Linked DNA regions of Homo sapiens: region 1 is linked to region 2. The links are chromatin loops, found by intact Hi-C in ENCODE. Cell type or tissue: K562. All regions are shown on one strand. Each heading gives the region's core, and the rest is flanking DNA. Links, peaks and the distances in the headings are about the cores only. Region 1 has its middle 91 kb from the start of SLC30A10. Region 2 holds the start of LOC105373475 (a long non-coding RNA gene).

Region 1 (15,968 bases), core at 4,338-12,337, 280 kb after region 2:
ATAGAGCTAAAATTTACAGTTCCCTTATTATGTATCAGGTATGGTTTTAACTGCTTTACATGCATTAATTCATTTATTTTTAAAAACTATCCTACAAGTTAGACAGTTTTATTTTATAGACAAGGGAACTGAGGGAAGAAGACTGTAAGTATCTTTCCCAGGGTTAAATAGCTAGCAATGCATTCAGAGCATGCATTTGAATGAAATGATATGTTAAGATGATTTGAATATATACAACATTTCTTATTTTTCTTTTTTATTTTATTTTATTTTATTATTATTATACTTTAAGTTTTAGGGTACATGTGTACAATGTGCAGGTTAGTTACATATGTATACATGTGCCATGCTGGTGTGCTGCACCCATTAACTTGTCATTTAGCATTAGGTATATCTCCTAATGCTATCCCTCTCCCCTCACCCCACCCCACAACAGTCCCCAGAGTGTGATGTTCCCCTTCCCGTGTCCATGTGTTCTCATTGTTCAATTCCCACCTATGAGTGAGAATATGCGGTGTTTGGTTTTTTGTACTTGCGATAGTTTACTGAGAATGATGGTTTCCAATTTCATCCATGTCCCTACAAAGGACATGAACTCATCATTTTTTATGGCTGCATAGTATTCCATGGTGTATATGTGCCACATTTTCTTAATCCAGTCTATCATTGTTGGACATTTGGGTTGGTCCCAAGTCTTTGCTATTGTGAATAGTGCCGCAATAAACATACGTGTGCATGTGTCTTTATAGCAGCATGATTTATAGTCCTTTGGGTATATACCCAGTAATGGGATGGCTGGGTCAAATGGTATTTCTAGTTCTAGATCCCTGAGGAATCGCCACACTAACTTCCACAATGGTTGAACTAGTTTACAGTCCCACCAACAGTGTAAAAGTGTTCCTATTTCTCCACATCCTCTCCAGCACCTGTTGTTTCCTGACTTTTTAATGATTGCCATTCTAACTGGTGTGAGATGGTATCTCATTGCGGTTTTGATTTGCATTTCTCTGATGGCCAGTGATGGTAAGCATTTTTTCATGTGTTTTTTGGCTGCATAAATGTAAAATGCCTTCTTTTGAGAAGTGTCCATTCATGTCCTTTGCCCACTTTTTGATGGAGTTGTTTGATTTTTTCTTGTAAATTTGTTTGAGTTCATTGTAGATTCTGGATATTAGCCCTTTGTCAGATGAGTAGGTTGCGAAAATTTTCTCCCATTTTGTAGGTTGCCTGTTCAATCTGATGGTAGTTTCTTTTGCTGTGCAGAAGCTCTTTAGTTTAATTAGATCCCATTTGTCAATTTTGGCTTTTGTTGCCATTGCTTTTGGTGTTTTAGACATGAAGCCCTTGCCCATGCCTATGTCCTGAATGGTAATGCCTATGTCCTGAATGGTTTTCTTCTAGGGTTTTTATGGTTTTAGGTCTAACGTTTAAGTCTTTAACCCATCTTGAAATAATTTTTGTATAAGGTGTAAGGAAGGGATCCAGTTTCAGCTTTCTACATATGGCTAGCCAGTTTTCCCAGCACCATTTATTAAATAGGGAATCCTTTCCCCATTGCTTGTTTTTGTCAGGTTTGTCAAAAATCAGATAGTTGTAGATATGCGGCATTATTTCTGAGGGCTCTGTTCTGTTCCATTGATCTATATCTCTGTTTTGGTACCAGTATCGTGCTGTTTTGGTTACTGTAGCCTTGTAGTATAGTTTGAAGTCAGGTAGTGTGATGCCTCCAGCTTTGTTCTTTTGGCTTAGGATTGACTTGGTGATGCAGGCTCTTTTTTGGTTCCATATGAACTTTAAAGTAGTTTTTTCCAATTCTGTGAAGAAAGTCATTGGTAGCTTGATGGGGATGGCATTGAATCTATAAATTACCTTGGGCAGTATGGCCATTTTCATGATACTGATTCTTCCTACCCATGAGCATGGAATGTTCTTCCATTTGTTTGTATCCTCTTTTATTTCATTGAGCAGTGGTTTGTAGTTCTCCTTGAAGAGGTCCTTCACGTCCCTTGTAAGTTGGATTCCTAGGTATTTTATTCTCTTTGTAGCAATTGTGAATGGGAGTTCACTCATGATCTGCCTATCTGTTTGTCTATTATTGGTGTATAAGAATGCTTGTGATTTTTGTACATTGATTTTGTATCCTGAGACTTTGCTGAAGTTGCTTATCAGCTTAAGGAGATTTTGGGCTGAGACAATGGGGTTTTCTAGATATACAATCATGTCATCTACAAACAGGGACCATTTGACTTCCTCTTTTCCTAATTGAATACCCTTTATTTCCTTCTCCTGACTAATCGCCCTGGCCAGAACTTCCAACACTATGTTTGAACAGGAGTGGTGAGAGAGGGCATCCCTGTCTTGTGCCAGTTTTCAAAGGGAATGCTTCCAGTTTTTGCCCATTCAGTATGATATTGGCTGTGGGTTTGTCATAGATAGCTCTTACTATTTTGAGATACGTCCCATCACTACCTAATTTATTGAGAGTTTTTAGCATGAAGGGCTGCTGAATTTTGTTAAAGGCCTTTTCTGCATCTATTGAGATAATCATGTGGTTTTTGTCTTTGGTTCTGTTTATATGCTGGATTACATTTATTGATTTGTGTATATTGAACCAGCTTTGCATCCCAGGGATGAAGCCCACTTGATCATGGTGGATAAGCTTTTTGATGTGCTGCTGGATTCGGTTTACCAGTATTTTATTGAGGATTTTTGCATCAATGTTCATCAAGGATGTTGGTCTAAAATTCTCTTTTTTGGTTGTGTCTCTGCCCGGCTTTGGTATCAGGATGATGCTGGCCTCATAAAATGAGTTAGGGAGGATTCCCTCTTTTTCTATTGATTGGAATAGTTTCAGAAGGAATGGTACCAGTTCCTCTTTGTACCTCTGGTAGAATTCGGCTGTGAATCCATCTGGTCCTGGACTCTTTTTGGTTGGTAAGCTAATGATTATTGCCACAATTTCAGAGCCTGTTATTGGTCTATTCAGAGATTCAACTTCTTCCTGGTTTAGTCTTGGGAGGGTGTATGTGTCAAGGAATTTATCCATTTCTTCTAGATTTTCTAGTTTATTTGCATAGAGGTGTTTGTAATATTCTCTGATGGTAGTTTGTATTTCTGTGGGATCGGTGGTGATATCCCCTTTATCATTTTTTATTGTGTCAGTTTGATTCTTCTCTCTTTTTTTCTTTATTAGTCTGGCTAGCGGTCTATCAATTTTGTTGATCCTTTCAAAAAACCAGCTCCTGGAGTCATTAATTTTTTGAAGGGTTTTTTGTGTCTCTATTTCCTTCAGTTCTGCTCTGATTTTAGTTATTTCTTGCCTTCTGCTAGCTTTTGAATGTGTTTGCTCTTGCTTTTCCAGTTCTTTTAATTGTGATGTTAGGGTGTCAATTTTGGATCTTTCCTGGTTTCTCTTGTGGGCATTTAGTGCTATACATTTCCCTCTACACACTGCTTTGAATGTGTCCCAGAGATTCTGGTATGTTGTGTCTTTGTTCTCATTGGTTTCAAAGAACATCTTTATTTCTGCCTTCATTTCGTTATTTACCCGGTAGTCATTCAGGAGCAGGTTGTTCAGTTTCCATGTAGTTGAGCGGTTTTGAGTGAGTTTCTTAATCCTGAGTTCTAGTTTGATTGCACTGTGTTCTGAGAGATAGTTTGTTATAATTTCTGATCTTTTACATTTGATGAGGAGAGCTTTACTTCCAAGTATGTGGTCAATTTTGGAATAGGTGTGGTGTGGTGCTGAAAAAAATGTATATTCTGTTGATTTGGGGTGGAGAACTCTGTAGATGTCTATTCGGTCCACTTGGTGCAGAGCTGAGTTCAATTCCTGGGTATCCTTGTTAACTTTCTGTCTCGTTGATCTGTCTAATGTTGACAGTGGGGTGTCAAAGTCTCCCATTATTAAGGTGTGGGAGTCTAAGTCTCTTTGTAGGTCACTCAGGACTTGCTTTATGAATCTGGGTGCTCCTGTATTGGGTGCATATATATTTAGGATAGTTAGCTCTTCTTGTTGAATTGATCCCTTTACCATTATGTAATGGCCTTCTTTGTCTCTTTTGATCTTTGTTGGTTTAAAGTCTGTTTTATCAGAGACTAGGATTGCAACCCCTGCCTTTTTTTGTTTTTCATTTGCTTGGTAGATCTTCCTCCATCCTTTTATTTTGAGCCTATGTGTGTCTCTGCACGTGAGATGGGTTTCCTGAATACAGCACACTGATGGGTCTTGACTCTTTATCCAATTTGCCAGTCTGTGTCTTTTAATTGGAGCATTTAGTCCACTTACAATTTAAAGTTAATATTGTTATGTGTGAATTTGATCCTGTCATTATGATGTTAGTTGGTTATTTTGCTCGTTAGTTGATGCAGTTTCTTCCTAGCCTTGATGGTCTTTACAATTTGGCATGATTTTGCAGTGGCTGGTACCGGTTGTTCCTTTCCATGTTTAGTGCTTCCTTCAGGAGCTCTTTTAGGGCAGGCCTGGTGGTGACAAAATCTCTCAGCATCTGCTTATCTGTAAAGTATTTTATTTCCCCTTCACTTATGAAGCTTAGTTTGGCTGGATATGAAATTCTGAGTTGAAAATTCTTTTCTTTAAGAATGTTGAATATTGGCCCCCACTCTCTTCTGGGTTGTAGAGTTTCTGCCGAGAGATCCACTGTTAGTCTGATGGGCTTCCCTTTGTGGGTAACCCGACCTTTCTCTCTGGCTGCCCTTAACATTTTTTCCTTCATTTCAACTTTGGTGAATCTGACAATTATGTGTCTTGGAGTTGCTCTTCTTGAGGAATATCTTTGTGGCATTCTCTGTATTTCCTGAATTTGAATGTTGGCATGCCTTCCTAGATTGGGGAAGTTCTCCTGGATAATATCCTGAAGGGTGTTTTCCAACTTGATTCCATTCTCCCCGTCACTTTCAGGTACACCAATCAGATGTAGGTTTGGTCTTTTCACATAGTCCCATATTCCTTGGAGGCTTTGCTCGTTTCTTTTTATTCTTTTTTCTCTAAACTTCCCTTCTCGCTTCATTTCATTCATTTCATCTTCCATCACTGATACCCTTTCTTCCAGTTGATCGCATTGGCTCCTGAGGCTTCTGCATTCTTCATGTAGCTCTCGAGCCTTGGCTTTCAGCTCCATCAGCTCCTTTAAGCACTTCTCTGTATTGGTTATTCTAGTTATACATTCGTCTAAATTTTTTTCAAAGTTTTCAACTTCTTTGCCTTTGGTTTGAATTTCCTCCCGTAGCTCGGAGTGGTTTGATCATCTGAAGCCTTCTTCTCTCAGCTCATCAAAGTCATTCTCCATCTAGCTTTGTTCCGTTGCTGGTGAGGAGCTGCATTCCTTTGGAGGAGGAGAGGCGCTCTGCCTTTTAGAGTTTCCAGTTTTTCTGCTCTGTTTTTTCCCCATCTTTGTGATTTTATCTACTTTTGTTCTTTGATGATGGTGACGTACAGATGGGTTTTTGGTGTAGATGTCCTTTCTGTTTGTTAGTTTTCCTTCTAACAGACAGGACCCTCAGCTGCAGGTCTGTTGGAGTTTGCTAGAGGTCCACTCCAGACCGTGTGTGCCTGGGTACCAGCAGCGGTGGCTGCAGAACAGCGGGTTTTCGTGAACTGTGAATGCTGCTGTCTGATCATTCCTCTGGCAGTTTTGTCTCAGAGGAGTACCCGGCCGTGTGAGGTGTCAGTCTGCCCCTACTGCGGGGTGCCTCCCAGTTAGGCTGCTCAAGGGTCAGGGGTCAGGGACCCACTTGAGGAGGCAGTCTGCCCGTTCTCAGATCTCCAGCTGCGTGCTGGGAGAACCACTGCTCTCTTCAAAGCTGTCAGACAGGGACATTTAAGGCTGCAGAGGTTACTGCTGTCTTTTTGTTTGTCTGTGCCCTGCCCCCAGAGGTGTAGCCTAGAGATGCAGGCAGGCCTCCTTGAGCTGTGGTGGGCTCCACCCAGTTCGAGCTTCCCGCTGCTTTGTTTACCTAATCAATCCTGGGCAATGGCGGGCGCCCCTCCCTCAGCCTCGCTGCCGGCTTGCAGTTTGATCTCAGACTGCTGTGCTAGCAATCAGCGAGATTCCGTGGGCATAGAACCCTCCAAGCCAGGTGCGGGATATAATCTCGTGGTGCTCCATTTTTTAAGCCTGTCGGAAAAGCGCGGTATTAGGGTGGGAGTGACCCGATTTTCCAGGTGCCGTCTGTCACCCCTTTCTTTGACTAGGAAAGGGAACTCCCTGACCCCTTGCGCTACCCGAGCGAGGCAATGCCTCGCCCTGCTTCGTCTCGCGCACGGTGTGCTGCACCCACTGTCCTGCGCCCACTGTCTGGCACTCCCTAGTGAGATGAACCCGGTACCTCAGATGGAAATGCAGAAATCACCCGTCTTCTGTGTCGCTCAAGCTGGGAGCTGTAGACGGGAGCTGTTCCTATTCAGCCATCTTGGCGCCACCCCCCCAACATTTCTTATTTTTCAACAGAAAGATCTCAAATTCTGTAGACTGGGAAGTCTAGCATCCTTAGGAACATACCAAGAATTTGCATTCAGTAGTGCCGAAGGAACAGCAGCTCCGTGACAGTTCAACTCATAAGTGGCTCCTCTTTCCTTTCTCTTACTGTTAGGTTCCTATAATTCACTCTACGTCAATACATTATGGATTTAATGTCAATTAGAGAGCCTTCAAAGAGCAAAGTGACCTGAACACTTTGCAATGAGATGCACTTGAAAATACAAATGAAAAAATGACAAAATACACTGTTACATCAAAAATAAATGCTATGCACTAGATTTTTCCCCTCTCTACCTCCAACTTGTCCTTGTTCCTGTAAGAAGTCAAGATGTGGCTATGTTAAAAAATGGGTGGATGGGTGAACAGATATGGAGCCAACACTATCTCTTATACACAGAGGAAGCAGTGAAGGAACCTTTCACCTTGATTTTAAGCCTGACAAACAAAGGCCAATTTGGTTGTAAGGAAAAGATGAAGTCTTAGGAGAAAATGACCTTGCCTTTCATTTTCGACCTTATAATAACCATTCTGAAAAGTTGTAAAAGGGAATCCCATGTTGATTAAGATAGTGAATGGACCAAATGACTTCATTGGTTTAAGTGAGGTACACCCTGTCCTCACCTTAAATTCAGGGTGGGAAAGGCCGGACTGTCATCTTACTCTTTTCTAATCATCCATTTAGTGGATGTTATTGTTCGATGATTTGTTCGATGTTATTGCTGTTTACCATGGGGGCTGTAAAAGATGAAGCCATTTTAGTGTAGGTCACCAGAGCACACACTCTGGAGCCTACTGCTTAGATATGAATCTCAGCTCAAGTCCATGTATGAGCTGAGTGACTCTGGGCAAGTTACTCAACCTCAGTTTACTCCTCTATAATATGGGCATAATAACAATTCCTCCTTCATAGCTTTATTGTGAAGGTTAAATAGTTAACATTATGTAAAGTGATTAGAACAGTGCTTCATAATAATAATTATGTTGATATTAACTTATTAAAAATTAATATTACTTAAATTATTGTTATTATTGTTATGCATTTTATTACTTGTCTATAGACTCTGGAAACTCAAGGCCTTTCTGTCTTTTCACGCTTGAACAGGTCACTGTCTTCTACATCCTATCCTTTAGTTTTCTATCAAATTAACTTTTCCAATTAATGTCTTTCATCATTGTTTTTTTTCGGCTCACACTGTGGACTGACCTCACACTGAATAGACAATAACTCAAACACTCTTTGATTACCACTCAAGGCTCTCCATAGACTGGCCTCAACTGTATTCTCCAAACTTTTTAGTAGGGAAGATGAAGTCGCTTTGGTTTCTCAGTCCATTTTCAGAGACAGCAGCACCATCTACTGGACGATCTTTATTCTAAGTAACTGAGCATTCACATTCTCGACTGTTAGAACTTGAAAGAGCGAGAAAGCAGAGGTGGATGTTGGTGTTGTCTTTGGTTCATTTGTTCTAAGATCACATTCCAAGGCTGAATACATGAAAGACCATGAAAGAGTTAAGGGAATGCCAGGTACAGTATTTCATGTTGAAAGACTTTGAAATCATGATTTTAGAATGTAAAGGGAACTTAGAAGACAATGGTAAAGCAGCAACAGTTAGAGTAACGCTGTATGTTTATGTATCGCTGAAAAGTTTTTAAAGAACTCTCACATGATTTGACCCTCAAAGTAGCCCTGAAAAATAGACAACACAGATCTTATTATCTCCATTTTAAATGAAAGGAGAGTTAGGCAAAGGAAGGCTAAATTAGGTGCTTTAGGTTTCACACCAGGAATTGTGACTCAGTGTTGTGGACTTTCCATTACACTATACTTACCTGCTCCGGACTCTCATTCTATAGATGGGAAAACTGACTCCTGAAGAATCTAAGCAACATCTCTCAAATCCAATGGTAAGTTGTAGTAGTATCAGAACAAGAGTCTCCTGATTAACAATTGGCACTCATTGACAATTCTACTTCTTCACTTTCTTATAAAATTTGTATAAATTTAAAGGGTATAGGTGCAGTTTTTTTTTTTAACATGGATATATTACACAATGGTAAAGTCTCAGCTTTTAGTGTAACCATCACCCAAATAACCTACGTCATGCCCATCAAGTAATTAATTTCTCATTCCTCACCCCTCCCACCTCTCCACCCTTTTGAGTCTCCAGTGACTATTATTGCACACTCTACGTCCATGTGTACATGTTATTTAGCACCCACTTTTAAGTGAGAACATGCGGTATTTGGCTTTGTTTCTGAGATGTTTTTACTTACGGTAATGACCTCTAGGTCCATCCATGTTGCAGCAAAAGATGTGATTTCGTTCTCTTTTATGGCAGTGTATATTCTTTTGTGTATATATGCTACATTTTCTTTATCCAATCCTCTGTCGATGGACACTTAAGTTGAATTCATGTCTTTGCTATTATGCCCCACTTTGCCCTAACCCCAATAATGACAACACCATCAGTGAAAAATAGAGAGGTGATGATGAAACTCTCATTGGAATTATTGCTCTGAATTGTGAACATAGGCAGGTGAAGCATGAAAAGGTGAAGCATGAAAATAAATTGATTCTGATACCTGCCATTGGTACAGTCACTCCAGGGTAGAGCCTGGTCCTGAGATTGAAGAAAGAGGCTGGGTAAGATGGCTCATGCCTGTAATCCCAGCACTTCGGGAGGCTGAAGTGGGAGGACTACTTGAACCCAGGAGTTGGAGACCAGTTTGGGCAACATAGCGAGACCACATCTCTACAAAAAATAAAAAAATTAGCCAGGCAGGGTGGCGCATGTCTGTAGTCCCAGCTACTCGGGATTCTGAAGTGGAAGGATCACCTGAGTCCAAGAAGTTGAGGCCCCAGTGGGCTGTGATTGTGCCCCTGCACTCAGCCAGGGTATCAGAGCAAGACCCTGCTTCCTGAAACCACCCTCCCGACCACAGCCCCCCAAAAGAAGGAGGTGGTGAGAGGAAGGGACTGTACCTTGAACCTCAGATGGACTCTCCAGATTTTCCCAGGCTTGGCTCTGAGCCACATTCTCAGGACACCAGGTTAAGGAGGCCACTTGAGCAGGGCTACTCCACAGCTACCTTCTGACCTCTGGCTCTGGGCAGGTCCTTGCCTCTTTCTGCAGGAAATGGGGCAGGTCGCTATGGGGGCTGTGGGTTTTTACAACACATCCTTTGCCAGGTCTAAGACCTTTTCCTGAGCAGCTCTCACAGTTTGAGCTCTGGCACTAAACACACTGGTGGAGTGAGAATGTCTTATTTCCTGGTCTCAATTCCTACTTTTGGGAGTTTTAATGAAGATTTGATCATTCTCTAAGGGCTGAATCCTGGCACAAGAGTTTCCTGGAAATATAAAAATGTCACCTGGGCTTGCTTGCACTTAGGTAACCCTTGCTGGTACAACTTTGAAAGAAACCAGGAGACCCTTTTAGTTAAATATTTAAAACGATTTAATTGTCAAGCCTTCACAAACTCTATTGGTTCTTTTGCAGTTGATTAAATTTTCTAGGACCACACTTTCTAGAGCAATCATTGTTTCATAAAACCAATTTAAAAATGAGTGTTCAGCTAGATTCCAAATTTAGCACTATGTACATTCACCAAATTTCTGTCATTGCCAGGAATTACTGGACTCCTTTTTCTTGTTGGGTGGACAGCTGGAGTTTTCAAATTACACTGTATAGTTTGCTCTGCCTTTTTTTTTTTTAATCTAAGAAGAAAACTTTTTCTTTTTCTTGCTGCATAAACAGTAGTGGTTTCAAATGTCAAAATCTGAACTCTAGATCCTTGCATGAAGCTTACTTCCCATGCTACCTGTGTCCTGTGTCCTTCAAGATGGTGTGTTGAAGTGAAGCGAGGACACACAGTGGAGGAAGCTGTGGACATAAGGTTAAGATGTTACCCAAGATACAGGTCAAGCTGAAAGAGGATGGGGTAAGCGAGAAAAGATGGTTAGAAGGTAAATTTGTTGGTTGGGCGCTGTGGCTCACGCCTGTAATCCCAGCACTTTGGGATGCCAAGGCGGGCAGATCACGAGGCCAGGAGATCAAGACCATCCCGGCCAACAGGTGAAACCCCATCTCTACAAAAATACAAAAAAATTATCTGAGCATTGTGGCATGTGCCTGCAGTCCCAGCTACTTGGGAGGCTGAGGCAGGGGAATCGCTTGAACCTGGGAGGCAGAGGTTGCAGTGAGAAGAGATTGCGCCACTGCACTCCAGCCTGGCGACAGAGCAAGACTCCGTCTCAAGAAGAAAAAAAAAAAGAAGGTAAATTTCTAAATTTCTTTCCTCCTATTTGTCATATCTTCTCCTAGGACACCAAAAGGGCCTCAGGTAGAAAAAGTTCAGAGATTATAAACTGAGCACAATTGATGAGGTCAATTGACTATAGAAACAATGCAAAGCAGCATCATTCATCTGGGGTAATACCCGAGGTTCAGTGTCCCACGCCAAAGAAATCAAAGATACGGACACACGAGCAGTGAGGTTAAGAGCAGAGGTTTAATAGGTGAAAGAAAGAGAAGAGCTCTCTCCTGCAGAGAGAGGGGTCCCGAGCAGGTTTTCTGGTCCATTGTGAAATACATCAGGTTTTATAGATGAGCTTGAGGAGGTGGTATTGGATTTACATAGGGCACAAAAGATTGGTTGGACCAGGTGTGTCATTTGCATAGGGTGCGAAAAACTGGTTAGGGCTAGATGTGCCATTTGCATAGGGCATGAAAAAGCTGGCCACCCCACCCTAATCTTTTATTATGCAGATGGGTTCTCTATCTGGCTGATGCCATGTTGCCTGTTTCCTTACTGTACACGTGGTGACAAAGAAAAGGGAAGATAGAGCCTCCATGTGGAACATGCCTGGCTCTCAGGTAGCCCTTTCCTATTGGCACAGCTGCCAGCATTCACCTGTGCAAGCTTCTAGCTTGCTTGTATCTATGTCTGCAGCTCGATTTTTCAGGCAGTTGTTAGAAAAGAAACGAGTTTGAGGCTGTTTTTCATTAAAAGGGAAATTCTGCTGAGGACTCTCTTACCCATACTATCTGCCTAAATAACTTCTTTCTATCTCTTGTAGCAAATGGATTTTTCAGATGGAGCTCTTTTCCTCTTTGGAGGGAGGGCTTAGCCTGGGGAGGACAGCTAGGTGCCAAAGAGAAAAGAAGCACATTTAACGGAGGCACATTTGACATCCAAGAAACACTGAAATATGGTTTAAATCTTTATAAAAATTTCTATAAAATGTGCAAAGGAATGATTACATTGTTTGACACAGCAAAACATTGTAATATTCTTAATCAGTGGCTCAGCTATCACAAATCTCATCTTCAAGGCAGTTTCTAAGTTGACCAGGTAATTTGTAGTCCAAATGGGGACACTTTTGGGTGCAAAGAGCATGCGATTTATAATTTCACTGGGCACAGGCATACACCAGGCCTGTCCTTGCACACTCCTTTTTCATCTAGTTCTCTCAATTCTGGCATGCACTGCATCACCTATGTTCATGTTTTTCTCCCAACTAACTCATCTGTGGGATTTATTCTGTTTTCCCAGAGGATCTAGAATGTAAATTACTGCTTTGGTCCTTACTGAGATCAGCACAACAAAAACCCAGTGGGTGTTCAAGCCTCATCTCTCACCACCATGCCTCTCTCGCTTATGGTTTAAAAGGAAGTTTCTTGGTCTAGAGCCAGTGCCACCCCAGGAGCAATGAGCACGCTGAACACTCAGATCTTGCTTTTTCTAAAGATTGTTTTTCAGTGAAAGGGGCCAGGGCTTTTTGGAGACATGGCTGATTCTAGGGCAAGAGTGCGAAAAATACAAGATGAGCCTGGAGAGTCTTGTAGTGTCAGGAAATAAGGAAGTGCTCAGAAAGTAAAAGCATGTAGGCATGCATGGGACAGACATACTAACCTGAAAGAGCTCCTGGGGGCCAAAACTGGAAGAATTTAAACAGTAATTTTTTTTTAAATGTAGCATTGAATTATAACACAAGTATAAAATAAATGTACATAAGCCTATGTTGCTATACATAAATAATTGAATAATCAAATTAATGAAGGATGAGCAATAAATTTTCATTACAGAAGAATTTCAGATAGTATGTGTGTATAATCTACCCTCTCCTCACTCTCCAAAAGTGTGAACTGGACATAGTGACTGATTTCCAGTGAGTAGATATAGAAAGGGGAAAATAGTAACTTTACAGTGGAGAAAACTGGCAAACACTACTTTAACCAAAATGATCAAGTTTAACATCACCAGTAATAAGTCATGTTGCTACCACACTACTTCCTGTTTTGCTATGATGACGAGAGGACCTCATCTCTGTGGTATTCTTTTCCAGATCCCATAATCCATGTTGAATCATGATGAAAACATATGATGAACCTGTATTGAGGTATATTCTAAAAATTACCTGACCAGTACTTCTCAGAACTTTTGAGGTCATGAAATACAAGGCAAGACTGAACAACTGTGAGAGTAGAGTAGACTAAGATGACACGAGGACAAAATGCAACATGGCATACTGCCTTGGATCCTGGAGCAGAGAAAGGGCCTTAGTGGAAAAAGTGGTAAACCTTAATAAAGTCTGGAGTGTAGTTAATAGTAATGTACCACTGCTGGTTACTTAGTTTTGAGAACAGTGCCATGGTAATGTAAAATGGTTATAGTGGGAGAAGTTGGGTAAGGGGTATATGTGAGCTCTCTACCATCTTTGTAACTTTTCTATAAATATAAAATTATTCCAAAATAAAAAGTTCATTTTTTTTGAAAAAAAGAACATAGTTTCCAGCTTCATCCATGTCCCTGCAAAGGACATGAACCCGTCTTTTTTTATGGCTGCATAGTATTCCATGTTGTATACGTGCCACATTTTCTTTATCCAGTCTATCATGGATAGGCATTTGGGTTGGTTCCAAGTCTTTGTTATTGTGAACAGTGCTGCAGTAAACATACGTGTGCATGTGTCTTTATAGTAGAATGATTTATAATCCTTTGGGTATATACCCAGTAATCTGATTGCTGGGTCAAAAGGTATTTCTGGTTTAGATCCTTGAGGAATCGCCACACTGTCTTCCACAATGGTTGAACTAATTTACACTCCCACCAACAGTGTAAAAGCATTCCTATTTCTCCACATCCTCTCCAGCATCTGTTGTTTCCTGACCTTTTAATGATCGCCATTCTAACTGGCATGTGATGGTATCTCACTGTGGTTTTGAATTGCATTTCTCTAATGACCAGTGATGATGAGCTTTTTTTCATATGTTTGTTGGCCGCATAAATGTCTTCTTTTGAGAAATGTCTGTTCATATCCTTCACCCACTTTTTTATGGGGTTGTTTGTTTTTTTCTTGTAAATTCAATTAAGTTCCTTGTAGATTCTGAATATTAGCCCATTGTCAAATGGATAGATCGCAAAAATTTTCTCTCCCATTCTGTAGGTTGTCTGTTCACTCTGATGATAGTTACTTTTGCTGTGCAGAAGCTCTTTAGTTTAATTAGATCCCATTTGTCAATTTTTGCTTTTGTTGCCATTGCTTTTGGTGTTTTAGTCATGAAGTCTTTGCCCATGCCTATGTCCTGAATGGTATTGCCCAGGTTTTCTTCTAGGGTTTTTATGGTTTTAGGCCTATCTGGGGTTGGGGGTAGGGGAGGGATAGCATTAGGAGAAATACCTAATGTAGATGACGGGTTGATGGGTGCAGCAAACCACCATGGCATGTGTGCAGCTATGTAACAAACCTGCACGTTCTGCACATGTATCCCAGAGCTTAAAGTATAATAATAATAACAATAATAATAATAATAATAAACAGGACATAGCAACTAGCTTAAAGAGGTTTTATTTACCAAATCTGGACCAATTTTAGCATAAAATTGGGATTATAAACCAATAAATTCAGTTAAGGTTTATGAGTTTGTACTAAGGTAAATGAATGAATGGGTGAATAAATAAATAAATTGGAGGGACAAAAATGTTTCTCCTTACATTGTATTGCCAATTCATAAATGTAGAAGGGACAGTGAATTTAGAAAATTATCAATGGATGCCAAAACTAGTGATTGAAAGTTTGATGATTGAACAGTTACTTGCATAACCTTAAGGTATTTACCTGCAAAGGAAGTACGGGGGAGAAAGCAGGAACGTACTTATGGTTGAAGAACATTGTCAGATGTTCATAAAGAATCACCATTAATATGACGAAAAATAGACAAACTAGCGTTGTGTGCTTCTGGAAAGGAAGCACTGAGGGCACCACATCTCTTTCATGGTTTTTCTGCCCTCCAGAAGGCATTACCTGAATCCTAATCATGGAGAAATATCAGAAAAATTCAGACTGGGAAGCCTTCTCCAAAATAACTGGTTTATATTTTTTTAAATAAATATTCAGGCTAAGAAACAAAAAAATTGGCTAAGGAATCATTTCAGATTAAACGGGAACAAAGAGCCATAACAGATAAATACACGATGTGATATAGAACTGGATCTTGCACTGGGGTAGGTGGGAGCTATTAAAGGACATTATTGGGACAATCAATTACATATGACTATCAACTGGGGATTAGATAATAGTATCCTATCAGTGCTAATTTTCTTGATTTTGATAATTGTGCTGAGATTATGTAAGGCCACGTGTTTTTATAAAATACACACACAAGTATTTTATTTAAAAAAGAGATACTTCTTGCTGCTTTGTGGAGAAAGGACTGCAGAGGAGATAAGAAGGAAGCAGGAAGCCATTAGGAGGCTATTTAATACTACGAGCAAGAGACAAATGAGGCCTGGTGTGGTGGCTTATGCCTGTAATCCCAGCGCTTTGGGAGGCTGGGGCAGAAAGATCCATTGAGGCCAGGAGTTCAAGACCAGCCCAGGCAATATTGTGAGACCTAGTCTCTACACACAAAAAATAAAAATATTAGCTGGGCATGGTGGCACGCCCCGTAGTCCTAGCTACTCAGGAAGATTGCTTGAGCCTGGAAGTTTGAGGTTGCAGTGAACTATGATTGCACCACTGCACTCCAGCCGTGGTGACAGAGTGAGACCCTGCTCCTAAAAAATAAAAAAAAAAATTAAAAAGATGATGCTTTTTTGTAGTTGGTGGTACTTGTAGAAATGGTGAGAAAAGGCTGGTTCTATTTGGAAAGTAAAACCAAAAGGGTTTGCTGATGGATGGGCTGTGGATGACTGGGAAAAAGAGACAAGGATTTCAGCCTGAGCAACTGGGAGAATGGAGGCGGGAAGGGGCTGTCACTTAACTGAAAGGGGAAGATCCTGAGAGGAGCATATTTTGGGGGTGGGGGAAGATCAGGATTTCAGTTATTACACATTGTAACTCATTGCTTTCTCTCAAGTGTAGCTCTGATAATCCCATTTCCCTGGCTGATAATTTCATTTCTTCAGTAGTTGAGATGTTACCACCAAAGGACTTGGCATTCGAGGTCTTTCTCAGCTTGG
Region 2 (14,518 bases), core at 312-8,311:
TGACCAACATGGAGAAACCCCGTCTCTACTAAAAAATATATATATATAAAATTAGCCGGGCGTGGTGGCACATGCCTCTAATCCCAACTACTCAGGAGGCTGAGGCAGGAGAATCACTTGAACCTGGGAGGCGGAGATTGCAGTGAGCTGAGATCGTGCCACTACACTCCAGCCTAGGAAACAAGAGTGAAACTCCATCTCAAAAAAAAAAAAAAAAAAAAAAAAGAAGAGGAGACAATGACATGGCTTATAAAACTTTCCAAAAAAAAAAAAAACTTTCCAGTGTGAAATTTTAAACAAATGTTTGTGGAAACTCGTCTCAGGTATAATCACTTTAATTCTTTTTCTTTTAAACTAAGTCTGAGGCTGGGCATGGTAGCTCATGCCTGTAATCTCAGCACTCTGGGAGGCAGAGGTGGATGGATCCTTTGTGGCCAGGAGTTCGAGACCAGCCTCGTCAACGTGGCAAGAGCCCATCTCTACTAAAAATACAAGAATTAGCCAAGTCAGTGGCGCGTGCCTGTAGTCCCAGCTACTCAGGAGGCTGAGGAGGGAGAATCACTTGAACCTGGGAGGTGGAGGTTGTAGTGAGCCAAGATCACATCACTGCACTCCAGCCTGGGTGACAGAGTGAGACTGTATCAAAAATAAAATAAAATAATCTGAACTGGACAGAATTTACATTAATTCTTAATGTAAGTATTAAGATATTAGTAGTTTACATCTGACCAAGCTCTGTAAGAACACCACAGCAACAATATTTAGATTATTCCTAAAGTCTTACCTCAGATCCAACTTATAATAATATTGAAATAGCTTTCCAATGACTTTCCAGTCTCTAGCCTCTACTTTCTTTTCCTAAAACATACTCTTACTCCTCAAGTCTACTTAAAAGTTTAAACTTCTTAATAGCATAATTTAGAAAAAATTCCATTCACCAAATTAAAAAAAATTGCTCAAAGAAAATGAAAATCTGGAATGTGTTCCTAAAAGGAAGAATTAACATTCCCCTCTCCACATCTGTGAAAAACAGCAACAACACTCAAAGCCTCCCTAATATTACTAGAAGATAAACTAGCTAGACTATTATCTCATTAAAAACAGGGGCCATGTCAGTCTTGTTCACTGTAGCAACTAGCAGTTCCTAGCACTGACACGTACTAAGTGCTTGACAATGTGTTCTGTTTTGTTTCGTTCTGAAGAGACAGTGTCTTGCTCTGTCATCCAGGCTGGAGTGCATTGGCATGATCATAGCTCACTATAACCTCAAACTCCTGGACTTGAGCGATCCTCTCGCCTTAGCCTCCCAAGTCGCTGGGACTACAGGCCCACACTACCACACCAGCTAATTTTTAAATTTTTCTGTAGAGATGGGGTCTCACTGTAATCTTGAACAGCTGGCTTCAAGCAATCCTGCCGCCTTGGCCTCCCAAAGTGCTGGGATTACAGGCATGAGCCACTGTGCCCACATAACAATGTTTCTTAAGTGAATACATGAATAGCTCATCATCTATGGAATACTGTGCTTTACACCAAGTAGTTTGCATTTATTATTTAGTATTCATAACAGTCTACCTGCAACCATTGCTTTTCCTATTTTATAGAGGAGCCAGAGGCTAAGTAAATTCCTCAGTCTCACACACAGTGAATGGCAAAGCCTGGGTTCAAATTCAGTTGCCATTCTCCAAAGCTCACAGATTTCCAAGCAACTTCTCTTTCGAAAAGCACAAAAGGGAGCTGTTCGGGATAAAAGAATTATTCTAAGACACAATTATGATAGTGGCTGTAAAACTTAACAAATTTACTATAAATCACTTATAATAAATGAATTTTTCTTTTTTAATTTTTTTGAGATAGAGTCTCACTCTGTCACCCAGGCTGGAGTCCAGTGGCACGATCTTGGCTCACTGCAACCTCTGCCTCCCAGGTTCAAGCAGTTCTCTGCCTGAGCCTTCGGAGTAGCTGAGATTACAGGCCCGCGCCACCATGCCTGGCTAATTTTTGTATTTTCGGTAGAGATGGAGTTTCACCATCTTGGCCAGGCTGGTCTTGAACTCCTGACCTCATGATACACCAGCCTCGGCCTCCCAAAGGGCTGGGATTACAGGCGTGAGCCACCGCACCTGGCCATGAATTTTATAGTATGTAAAGTATGCTTTAATAAAGCTTAAGAATGAGGCTGATCTATGTGTAGTGATTTGGAATAAATCATAACACATAAAGTGAAAAAAATCTAGGCACAGAGCAGAAGATAGAGATACTCTCTTTTGTATAAACATATGTATGTGCTGACAGAAGAATTCATTTTTTCTGGAAAGATTCAGAAACAGCTGTAAACAATGACTGCCTCAAAAAAAGGTTCTGGATACCTGGAGTAGGAAAAAGCCTACTTTTCAGTGTACAAGCTTTTCTACTATGAATTGTTCACTATGTCCATCTATTACCTTTCCAACTCAAAAAAAAAAAAAGGGAAAAACTGGGAATATAATCATCAGTGTAATCATGTGCATTTAACTACAATTTCTTAAATTTTAAGTATCTACACAATTACATAATCCCATTTCCACTGAAAAGGAAAGCAGACTCAGAATGTGAGAGTGATTCTCTTCATTCCTTTAGAAAAAATACATTTCAGGCTCCCCTGCTAAACACTGTCCATCTTTGGATCCATGATACCTTAATACAGCCCAATAAATTCTCATAGAAAAAAAGTCAGAGACTTTACTTCTAAGTATCAATATTTAAGAAAATCTAGTTAATATTTTAACTGTATGATAGAATTGTTTTGAACTTATATTTTAGTCCCCCAAAAGACTATTTTAGCATATTTTATTTAACATATATAAACGGTTCTTAATCATCCACATTATTTTTCAATTTTTGAAGAAAAAATATTTCACTTTAAAACACTAAAAAATTTTAGAAAGCATTCTACCTGTTGATCAAGTATTCATCCTTGGTCTTATGATGAAACACAGGAATTGGAACACCCCAAACTCTTTGCCTTGATATACACCAATATGGCCGCCTGTCCATCATTTCAACCATGCCATTCAGTGCTGATCCAGGAATAAATTTCACCTTTTTTAACAATTCCTGCAATTAATTCATAAATCAAGTCTTGTGAGAGAAAGCAGAACAAGTATTCTAGAACAGTCAATTTTCCAAATGCATTTGTTTCTTTTGGATGTTTGTAGCCATTCACATACCTCCCTTACCCTCCCCTCAAAAAAACAACTAAAGAACTAAAAGATTTCAGAGCAAATAAGGCAAAGTAAAAATGGAGCCGCGAAGAACTTAATAAATAATATCGGGAGCAGTGATAATATCAGGAGCATTGTTGCATTTTTTAACAATGTTACAAAAGATTTCATACCAATTTCTAATTTACACCAACCCTAGATCAAAACTGGTAATAAAAGCTTTCATAGAACTATTATACTTCACTAAACTATAGTTAAAATCAATTCAAACTTGATTTCCACCATTTTTTAAAATGCTTAAAAAATAAATTACTATCGTAGACTGCCAAAAAAAGATTGCGATATACCTAATTTTACATAATATAGTTTACAACACAGAAAACACTTTCTCAAAATAAGCCCAAGTATGTGGTTCAAACCTGTAATCCCAGCATTTTGGTAGGCTGAGGTGGGAGGATCACTTGAGCCCAAGAGTTCAAGGTTGCAGTGAGCTATGAGCATGGCAGTGCACTCCAACCTGGGCGACAGAGCAAGAGCCTGTCTCTAAAATAAATCTCTCTCTCTCTCTATATATATATATCTATCGACAAATGGCTAACAGTTACTTCCTCTCAAGAAAGCTCCCTTCCTCCATTCCCAAAATAAGGTTGAAAACTGCTACCATTTGATTTAATTTGTCAACTAGCAAAAGATTAACTGTATAGCAAAAATGTTTACTAATAGTCTCCAAAAAGGTCAAAATGTTAACTTCATTTTAAAAAATCTTTCTATCCATTAATAAAAGCATTTTTACATTTTCAAAGAAGGTTTAAATGGTTTCCTCACTCACCGTAACTACCAGAAGTCCCCTCCCACAAAGCTCTCTGTAGCACCACCTATTGGCAGAATGGCAAAATCTCTACAAATCAATTTGATTAATACCATACTTGGTTTAAAAGTCTAAGAAATGTGAATATTGAATAGATATTTGATTTTGCTAAGGAATAACTATTACTTTTTAAAGGTGGTGATAATGGCATGGGAATTATGCTTTAAAGAGTTTGGCCGAGCATGGTGGCTCACGTCTGTAATCCCAGCACTTTGGGAGGCTGAGGAGGGCGGATCACCCGAGCTCAGGAGTTCAAGACCAGCCTGGCCAACATGGAGAAACTCCGTCTCTACCAAAAATACAAAAAAATTAGCCGGGCATGGTGGTGCATGCCTATAATTCCAGCTAATCAGAAGGCTTAGGCAGGGAATTGCTTGAACCCAGGAGGTGGAGGCTGCTGTGAGCCAAGATCACATCACTGCACTCCAGCCTGGGCAACAAGAGTGAAACTCCATCTCAAGAAAATAAATAAATAAATACAGAGTTTATCTTTGGCTGACACCTGTAATTACAGCACTCTGAGAGGCCGAAGCAGGCAGACTGCTTGAGCTCAGGAGTTCGACACCAACCGGGGCAACTTGACAAAACCCTATCTCTAGAAAAAATACAAAAATTAGCCAGATGTGGTGGCACAGGCCTGTAGTCCCAGTTACTCAGGAGGCTGACGTGGGAGGATAGGTTGAGTCCAGGAGGTGGAGGTTGCAGTGAGCTGAGATCACACCACTGCACTCCAGCCTGGGTGACAGAGCAAGACCCTGTTTCAAAAAAAAAAAAAAAAAAAAAGAGCTTATCTTTCAAATATATGTGCTAAAATATCGCCGGGACAATATATAATATGGAAGAAATAGTGCCTGGAATTTGCTTTAAAATAATCCAATTGTTAAGGGGTAAAAAGTAGGTGGTCGGGCCGGGCGCGGTGGCTCACGCCTGTAATCCCAGCACTTTGGGAGGCCGAGGCGGGTGGATCATGAGGTCAGGAGATCGAGACCATCCTGGCTAACAAGGTGAAACCCCGTCTCTACTAAAAATACAAAAAATTAGCCGGGCGCGGTGGCGGGCGCCTGTAGTCCCAGCTACTCGGGAGGCTGAGGCAGGAGAATGGCGTGAACCCGGGAAGCGGAGCTTGCAGTGAGCCGAGATTGCGCCACTGCAGTCCGCAGTCCGACCTGGGCGACAGAGCGAGACTCCGTCTCAAAAAAAAAAAAAAAAAAAAAGTAGGTGGTCGGAGGGGTGTAGATAAAAACAAAATTAACCAAAAGTTGATTATTGTTGAAACTGAGTGATGGGAATACGACAATACATTATCCTATTCTCACTACTTCTACAAAGAACAATTTTTAACTTTACAAAAAAGTTAAAAAAAAAACTTGGCTTAAATATATTGCGTCAGACTTAGATGTTCTACAACCAAAAATCGGTGCAGAGCTGCAATTTACAAATTTTAACATTGACAAATAAGGAAGAGAGGCTTTAAATGAAGAAAAAACCAAAATGCACTATATATTATAGTTGTCCACATTACACAAGTATAGAAAGTATAAACTGCTATAAAAAGCTTTGGCAAGGACCCCAAATTGCCAGGCCAATAAATGAACCAGCTAAATACAGTAGTATCTTTCAAACTGTAAAGCAAAATATCTATATATTCAACCTGGTTAACACATATATATTTAAGCTCTTTCATTAAATAGAATCAAGTTGTGAGAGATGTTTACACACACACACACACACACACACACATATATATATATATATATATATACCCATATAGAAAGATACATATTAAATGAAAGGGCTCAAATATATATTAAGTATTTAAATACCAATTATAAGTATTTGTTAGCTCCAAAGCAACAACTTTGTATATTTTTCATATTGTTAGTTTTTCTTTTTAATATGCTTCCTTTGTAAGCAGAACAGTAACTTTTTTAATTGATTGTAATTTCAATCTTAAGGAAGCAAAGGGTTTAAAAAAGTTTTACTGACTGCTTATTATGTATCAGACCATATTCTGGAAACTCGAATTTCCTTACTCCATGAGATACGCATTATTACCACTTTATATAGATGAGGAAACAGAGGCAGTGGGAGGTTAAACTAGGTAACACAGTTCTGTCCAAATTCTATGCAACTTTGACTACACTGGGCAAGAAAGTCTATCTACTAACAGTGTGATGTGGACAAATCACTCAACCTCTTTATGCCTCATTTCTCACACATGTATAATGAAAAAATGGAAGTCCAAGGTCCTTCCAGATCTAAAATTCTACAATGTTATGAAACTAAATCATAATAGCAGCAATCCCTATTACTCCTGAAACCCCACCTCAACCTCACATGCAGCCCCTTTATACTGAGGGAATGATATGCCCGACCTGTTAAAACAGGATGCTTTTTATACCTTGGCTGCAGTCTTAATATCCGTGATGTTTATAAACCACTGCTTGCTGGCACGAATAACCACAGGTTTCTTGGTCCTCCAGTCATACGGATAGCTATGCACCAATTTCTCCTCTTTCAACAAATTCTTTGCAGTCTGAAGCATCTTTATAACTTTAAAAAAAAAAACACCAAATTAGACATAATTAAAAAGTACTGTGAAAATCCTAAAAATGCTCTAAACTTCCAGAAAATACTAAATCTGCAGCAACAGGTGGCAATAAGAGTAGTCACCTTGCCAGCCACAGTGGCTCACACCTGTAATCCCAGCACTTTGCGAGGCTGAGGCAGGCAAATCACGAGGTCAGGAGTTCGAGACCAGCCTGACCAACATGGTGAAACCTCGTCTCTACTAAAAATGCAAAAATCAGCCGGGCATGGTGGTGTGTGCCCATAATCCCAGCTACTCAGGAGGCTGAGGCAGGAGAATCGCTTGAACCTGGGAGGCAGAGGTTGCAGTGAGCCGAGATCGTGCCACTGCACTCCAGCCTGGGTGACAGAGCGAGACTCCGTCTCAAAAAATAAAAGAGTAGTCAACTTGGCTGGGCGTGGTTGCTCACGCCTGTAATCCCAACAGTTTGGGAGGCAGAGACGAGAGGATCACTTGAGGTCAGGAATTCAAGACCAGCCTGGCCTGCATGGTGAAACCCCATCTCTATTAAAAATACAAAAAAATTAGCAGGGCACAGTGGTGTGAGCCTGTAATCCCAGCTACTTGGGAGGCTGAGGTGGGAGAATCATTTGAACCTAAGCTAAAGCGGAGGCTGTAGTGAACCGAGATTGTGCCACTGCACTCCAGCCTGGGCAACAAAGCGAGACTCTGTCTCACAAAAAAAAATAAAATAAAAAAGAGTAGTCACCTTCCAGGTATCAAAGGCGTGCTCTGGGATTCTCCTGGCAAAAAAAAGCACGGACTGTAAAATCTTAATCAGACTCCAAATTATGCCACTTCTACCTCTTTTCACGTCAAAGAAAAGATGAACAGATTATATCTAGAATTCTACATTTGAAGTTTAGATCCATAATCTTTCATGCCATGAATCTTAAAATGGTCTCCAGGTAATCTGGAGGAAACCAGGTGTAGTGGGTTGAACTGTGTCCCCAAGAAGATCTAACCCCCAGCACTAGTGAATGTGACCTTACTTGGGAATCAGGCCTCTGCAGATGTAATCAAGTTTAGATGAGGTCACACTGCATTAGGGAGCACTGGTGTTCTTAGAGGAGGATAGAAAGAAGATTATGTTTTTGCCACTGATTCAGCCATGTGAAACTCATCTCATTACCCTTTTCTGGGTTTGAAGCTGCTGTCTCTAAAAGTGCCATCTCATTGTGCTTAATATCAGTTAATGCTAGAGAAATCTTAAATAGCTTATGTACAAAACTTTTTTAAATTTTTGTATTATTTTGAAACTTTGCTTCTTTGGGTGGCACCCTGGCCACCCAGTTTGACTGTGACAGCCCTCTACAGTCTGTGAGCTGGCAGATTTTTTTTTTTTTTTTGAGATGGACTCTCGCTCTGTTGCCCAGGATGGAGTGCAGTGGTGCAGTCTCAGCTCACTGCAACCTCTGCCTCCCAGGTTCAAGTGATTCTCCTGCCTCACCCTCCAGAGTAGCTGGGATTACAGGCACCTACCACCACACCTGGCTAATTTTTTGTATTTTTAGTAGACACAGGGTTTCACCATGTTGGCCAGGCAGGTCTCGAACTCCTGACCTCGTGATATGTCCGCTTCAGCCTCCCAAAGCGCTGGGATTACAGGGGTGAGCCACCGTGCCTGGCCGGGCTGGCAGTTTGCTGATCTTTTAAAGTTTCTTTCCCTACCCAATCCCCACTTTCCGATAAGGTTTCTGTAAAGTCTGTCAGGTGTACATCCTGCAGCATACTGGCTTAAAACGTACTGTCCTTTGATATAGTCTCTTTGGGGCCGATTGGGAGAAACAGAAATCAATAGTCCACCTGCTTTGATACTGAATATTGACAAGTGTCTTTTTGAAATAAAGAACCAGTCCCTCCAATAAAAAAAAAAAAAAAAAAAAAAAAAAGAGGATTCACAGAGAGACATTTAAGACCTAAAGAAGGTGGCTGGGTACGGTGGCTCACACCTATAATCCCAACACTTTGGGAGGCCTAGGCAGGTGGATCACTTGGGGCTGGGAGTTTGAGACCAGCCTGGCCAACATGGTGAAACCCTGTCTCTATTAAAAATAAAAAATAGGCCGGGTGCGGTGGCTCATGCCTGTAAACCCAGCATTTTGGGAGGCCAAGGCAGGTGGATCACGAGGTCAGGAGATCGAGACCGTCCTGGCTAATATGGTGAAACCCCATCTCTACTAAAAATACAAAAAATTAGCTGGGCATGGTGGCAGGCGCCTGTAGTCCCAGCTACTCGAGAGACTGAGGCAGGAGAACCCATGAACCCAGGAGGCAGAGCTTGCAGTGAGCCAAGATCGTGCCACTGTACTCCAGCCTGGGCAACAGAGCGAGACTCCGTCTTAAAAAAAAAATAAAAATAAAATAAAAAATAAAAAAATTATGGCCTGACACAGTGAGGGCTCACGCCTGTAATTCCAGCACTTTGGGAGGCTAAGGTGGGCAGATCACCTGAGGTCAGGAGTTCAAGACCAGCCTGGCCAACATGGTGAAACCCCATCTCTACTAAAAATACAAAAATTAGCCAGGAGTAGTGGTGTGTATCCTGTAATCCCAGCTACTTGGGAGGCTGAGGCAAGAGAATTGCTTGAACCCAGGAGGCAGAGGTTGCAGTGAGCTGAGATCACACCACTGCACTCCAGCCTGGGCAACAGAGTGAGACTGTGTCTCAAAAAAAAAAAAATTAGCTGGGTGTGGTGGTGTATGCCTGTAATCCCATCTGCTCAGGAGGCTAAGGCACAAGAATCACTTGAACCCAGGACACAGAGGTGGCAGTGAGCTGAAAGCATGCCACTGCACATCAACCTGAGTGAGAAAGTGAGATTGTCTCGAAAAAACAAGTAAGATCTAAAGAAGGCCATGTGACAAGACAGGCAGAGAGTGGAGTAACGCAGTTATAAACCAAGGAATGCCAAGGATTTCCAGGAGCCACCAAAAGCTAGAAAGAGGCAAGTAAGGATTCTCCCATAAAACCTTCAGGAAAACATGGTCCTGCCAGTACGATGAATTTAGACTTCTAGCTTCCAGCACTTGAGAGAATAAATTTCTGTTGTTTCAAACTACCAAGTTTACGGTGATTTTTTACAGTAGCCCTAGAAAAGTAATATATCAGGTCTAAATAGCCTTAGTCTTAGTGTGGGCAAAGAAAGGTTTTCATAGCACTTGGTCTCTGAATCTGTAAAGGAAGACAGAAAGACAATTCAAGGCTGGAGGATTCCCAAGATTCTAATACATAAATCATGCCATATAGGTCAGTTATTTACAAGGGTTAAAAAGTGAGTAGGGAATGTGTAATTTACAGTCAACATCCAGCCCTGATCTTGATTGTATCCTTCCACAAAAGTAATACTGCTGATTATTATCTCCATAGCCCTAAAATAACTTCACTCCCTGTTGACTGCCCTGACTTGCTTAAATAAAGCAGCTTCAAAGCAAAAGATGAAAAAGTCCCAAACTCCATTTTAAAACATATGGCAAAACAAGACATAATTTATTTTTTTGTTTCTGTTAAAGTATAAGGAGGGAAAATAGGTAGCAAAGGTTACTGCTACCTACTTTTCAGAAAACATGTATGATATCAACAGATATGATGCTCACCCACATCAGTTCCCTCTTCAAGGACAGCCTTGTTTTGAAGTTCAGGACCTGCAACATCTGTGAAAACTCCATCTTCGTCCACTAGACAATCCTATAAAGTATCATTTTGAACAATTAAAATATCAAGACATTTTCTCTTATGACAATATCTGGCAAAACAATATATATAAAAACATCTCAGTATAGCCTGGTCTTTTTCTACATTGAAATTCTAGGTACTTGGCCGGGCGCGGCACTCAGGCCTATAATCCCAGCACTTTGGGAGGTCGAGGTGGGCAGATCACTTGAGGTCAGGAATTTGAGACTAGCCTGGCCAACATGGTGAAACCCACTTCCACTAAAAATACAAAAATTAGCCAGGCATGGTGGTGTGCACCTGTAGTCCCAGCTACTCGGGAGGCTGAGGCAGGAGAATCGCTTGAACCCTGGAGGTAGAGGTTGCAGTGAGCCGAGATCATACCACACCACTGCACTCCAGCCTGGGCGACAGAGCAAGACTCCCTCTCAAAAAAAAAAAAAAAGAAAAGAAAAGAAAAGGAAATAGGAATTTGTGAATTTTATACATTTAAATCACCAAAGCCAAAATGTGTTATTGAAGCATATCCATAAACTTTAATAACAAAAGTAACAAAATATATTAAAACATCTTTGAGTGGTCTCTATTGTTTCCAAATCTATGCCTATATACACAGTTGTTCCCTTTCTGACTCACCTTTTAACTAAACGGAAATACTTGCTAAGTAACTGAAGTATGTAAAGTAAATGTAGAAAGGACTGTTTAGCTAAAACAAACAGGCTTTTTCAGGGAATAAAAGTAATTTGTCTATGTGACTTGATACTAGAAAAAAAGTATTTTAAAAGTGCCCCATGATATATATTCTTCAATTCTAAAGTGCTAATTTTCTATTAATTCTGGGAAATCTTTTTCAATTAGTACGAATTAATGAAACTTTAGAGTACTACACAAACCTGAGCATTTCACAATTATGATGACAAAAGTCATCATTTTTAAAAAATGAAGATGTTGGTTAGAATTTATCATTTCCTTTTATTAAGATGAATAATTAAAAATGATAAAAGAGGAACAGTACCATGGGCAGGTTGTGCTGAGACGCTACACCGTAGTCTTCCATACCATGAGCTGGGGCTGTGTGAACCAATCCCGTTCCTTTTGCCATGGTCACATGATTTGCAGGTAAAAGAGGAGAGGCTTTATCAGGAATTAATGGATGACTGCAAGTACCATTTTCCAAATCTACACCTGTGGGGAAAGAAAACCACTATTAAGAATCATTTTATATGGCAAATCTATCTCCTTAAGCTTAGCAATAGAGTATCAGGTTAAATGTGCAGAATCTAGAACAATACTGGCTAGGCTTAAATTCCAGCTTCCCCTTTAACTTGTTCTGTGACCTTCTATAATCTATAAAATGCAGATAATTATGGTTCCCACCTCAGAGGGTTTCTGTGAGAATAAACAGAGTTAATGTAGTTTAAGTGTTTTGATACTTACTGCATCTACCACTTAATATTCTCCCTCACCACCCTCCCAAAATGATCTCTAAGTAATTGATAAGAAATAATTCATTTTTTTCCGGAAAGAAAACCTACCCCATACAAATTACTTCATTTTTAGCTCTTCAACATTCCTACTACTTTAATAAGTAGTAGCTACGTGACACCAGCTTATTTTGACAGGGATAATATATATACTCCTCCACAATATGGTGACTCAAATAGCAACTCAATAATTATCTGATAGTAAGAATTTGAAACAATTATGCTATCTAGACAAAAGATCTTTAAATTCAACCTTAACACTTTCAAAAATCTTGTGATTTTTAGCTTCTATGATAATGTATAACTTGACAATGAAGTCTTTAATATCCTCTGCATTTATAAAAGAGCAGGGGGCTGGGTGCAGTAGCTCATGTCTGTAATTGCAGCACTTTGGGAGGCTGTGGCAGGAAGATTGCTTGAGCCCAGGAGTTTGAAACAAGCCTGGGCAACACAGTGAGAGAGGGTGTGAAGTAAATTATTATCTTGGTTTTTATTTTTATTACCCTATTGCACCAAAGAGGACCAAATGGTCTTCAAAATTCTTAAGCTCCTTTCCTGCCTCTGACATAAAAATCTTTTTATTTTTGTTAAGGTTGTTTAAACTTCTCATTGGCTTGTATCTGAACTGATTAATTTAGAGGGCTTTCCTATTTAGCTAGGCAGTCTTTCTAGGCAGTTTTTGTATCTTTATTCATGTGATAGATTTTTTAGCAAGAAATTAAAAGATATATCATACCTAAGGATCAAAGATAATTTTAGCCCAGGCATGGTGGCTCACGTCTATAATCCTACCACTTTGGGAGGCAGAGGCAGGAGGAACACTTGAGCTCAGGAGTTCAAGATCTGCCTGGGCAACATAGTGAGACCTCATCTCTTTAAAAATAAAATAAAATAAAATAGAATTTTAGTCCAGGCACAGTGGCTCATGCCCATAATCCCAGCACTTTGGAAGACCAAAGCAGGAGGATCACTTGAGGCCAGGAGTTCAAGACCAGCCTGGGCAATGTAGCAAGACCTCATCTCTACCAAAAAAATTAAAAATTAGTCCAGCATGGTGGCACACACTTGTAGTCCCAGCTACTCAAGAGGCTGAGGCAGGAAGATCACTTGAGCCTAGGATCCAGAGGCTGCAGTGAGCCAAGATGGCACCACTGCACTCCAGCCTGGGCAACAGAGCAAGACCACGTCTCAAAACAAAATGAAGAACAACAACAACAAAAAGCTAATTTTAAACTTCCCTAGACTTCCATAATTATATTTCAAAGCAGTCACTACCTCAAAAGTCCCAAATTATAGCTCACAAAGAATTATTTTGGGCTAGGCACAGTGGCTTACGCCTTTAATCCCAGCACTTTGGCAGGCCAAGGCAGGCAGATCACTTGAGCCCAGGAATTCCAGACCAGTCTGGGCTACACAACAAGAATTCATCTCTGTAAAATATTTTTTCAAAATTAGCCGGGTGCAGTGGCATGTGCCTATAGTCCCAGCTACTTGGGTGGCCAGGGCAGGAGGATTGCTTGAGCCCGGGAGTTTGAGGCTGCAATGAGCTGACTGGACCACTGCATTCCAGCAGTGGGCAACAGCATGAGACCCTGTCTCTTTAAAAAATAAAATAAAATAAAATTCCTTTGATAGAAGAACTGCTTTCTGAATAATTTTCAGAACTTATTCAATCCTTTATTAAAATTATGTATCGAAAAATAAGTATATGCATTTCCTTTCTTGCTACTTTTATTAAAACAGATAAAAACAATTTTAAAAATTAATTTTGCATAAAATTTTACCAAGTAACTACTGGATATTGCCAGAAATTAGTTTTACCTGTTGTACATTTATCAATATTCATATTTTTCTATACTCCTATCATGCTTAATGTATATTCTCCTTTAGTGTAATCAATGTAAAATGTATTCTAGAAAGGTAGAGGCCATATCTGTTTCAATTCAAAATATGCAGTTCAGCAAAGTAGTAAATTCAAGTCAGCCCAATACTTTGATGACTATGTTGTCAGATATCTAAAAATCTTCACCTGAAAGTGTTGAAATAGTCTCAAATGTTGTTTCCAAAGTAGAAGCAACAGATGCTACTTTATCTGCCGCCAGTACGTAGAGGTCTCCAGACTTAGAACATTTCACAACAGCATACCTAACATAAAATTTTAGGAGAAATTACTAATAATGAAACAAGAAAAGCCACAGATATCATTTTAATTTTTAAATAATCATTTTAGAAAAAACTGACTTCAGGCCAGCGCGGTGGCTCATGTCTATAATCCCAGCACTTTGGGAGGCCAAGGCAGGTGGATCACCTGAGGTTGGGAGTTTGCAACCAGCCTCACCAACATAGAGAAACCCCATCTCTACTAAAAATACAAAATTAGCCTGGCGTGGTGGCGCATGCCTGTAATCCCATAATCCCAGCTACTCGGGAGGCTGAGGCAGGAAAATTGCTTGAACCCGGGAGGTGGAGGTTGTGGTGAGCCAAGATCATGCCACTGTACTCCAGCCTGGGCAACAAAAGGCAAAACTCGGTCTCCAAAAAAAAAAAGAAAAAAGAAAAAACTGACTTCAAGATCAAACTGTACTATTTTCAAAACACTTTGTAACTTATACTTCTATTTCATTTTCCCGAAAAGCTGGATAAGGTCATAAAAAGGATCACCTAAAGGTTAATAAAATCTATATGAACATAATAACTAAG

Evidence for each region. Hi-C counts contacts between places; a loop is a spot of excess contacts. Peaks named below come from ENCODE experiments on the same cell type or tissue, not always from the same donor. Only the 100,000 strongest peaks of a DNase experiment are listed, where the experiment ranks them.
Region 1: it touches region 2 in a loop (2.3-fold over the local background); 6 of 110 quality-filtered maps call a loop at or near these places.

Annotation. Positions count from the first base shown.
Region 1 is chr1:219,829,809-219,845,776 of GRCh38, reverse strand. It overlaps a transcript of LOC105372926 not described here. Among named protein-coding and RNA genes, the nearest start is that of SLC30A10, 91 kb to the left of the region's middle. RefSeq lists enhancers at 5,999-6,742, 11,838-12,783 and a silencer at 10,164-10,364. In K562, for the core only: a CTCF peak has its summit at 7,847 (motif pointing left); a DNase peak (open chromatin) is centred at 7,846; H3K27me3 peaks cover 1,076 bases.
Region 2 is chr1:220,102,892-220,117,409 of GRCh38, reverse strand. IARS2 (isoleucyl-tRNA synthetase 2, mitochondrial) reads right to left here. Exons shown (of 23, transcript NM_018060.4): 8 at 13,848-13,963; 9 at 11,350-11,519; 10 at 10,259-10,349; 11 at 6,473-6,624; 12 at 2,936-3,096. LOC105373475 (a long non-coding RNA gene) reads left to right here and starts at 4,818. Exons shown (of 2, transcript XR_922613.3): 1 at 4,818-4,969; 2 at 5,290-5,833. RefSeq lists an enhancer at 2,568-2,737. In K562, for the core only: a CTCF peak has its summit at 4,072 (motif pointing left); a DNase peak (open chromatin) is centred at 4,049.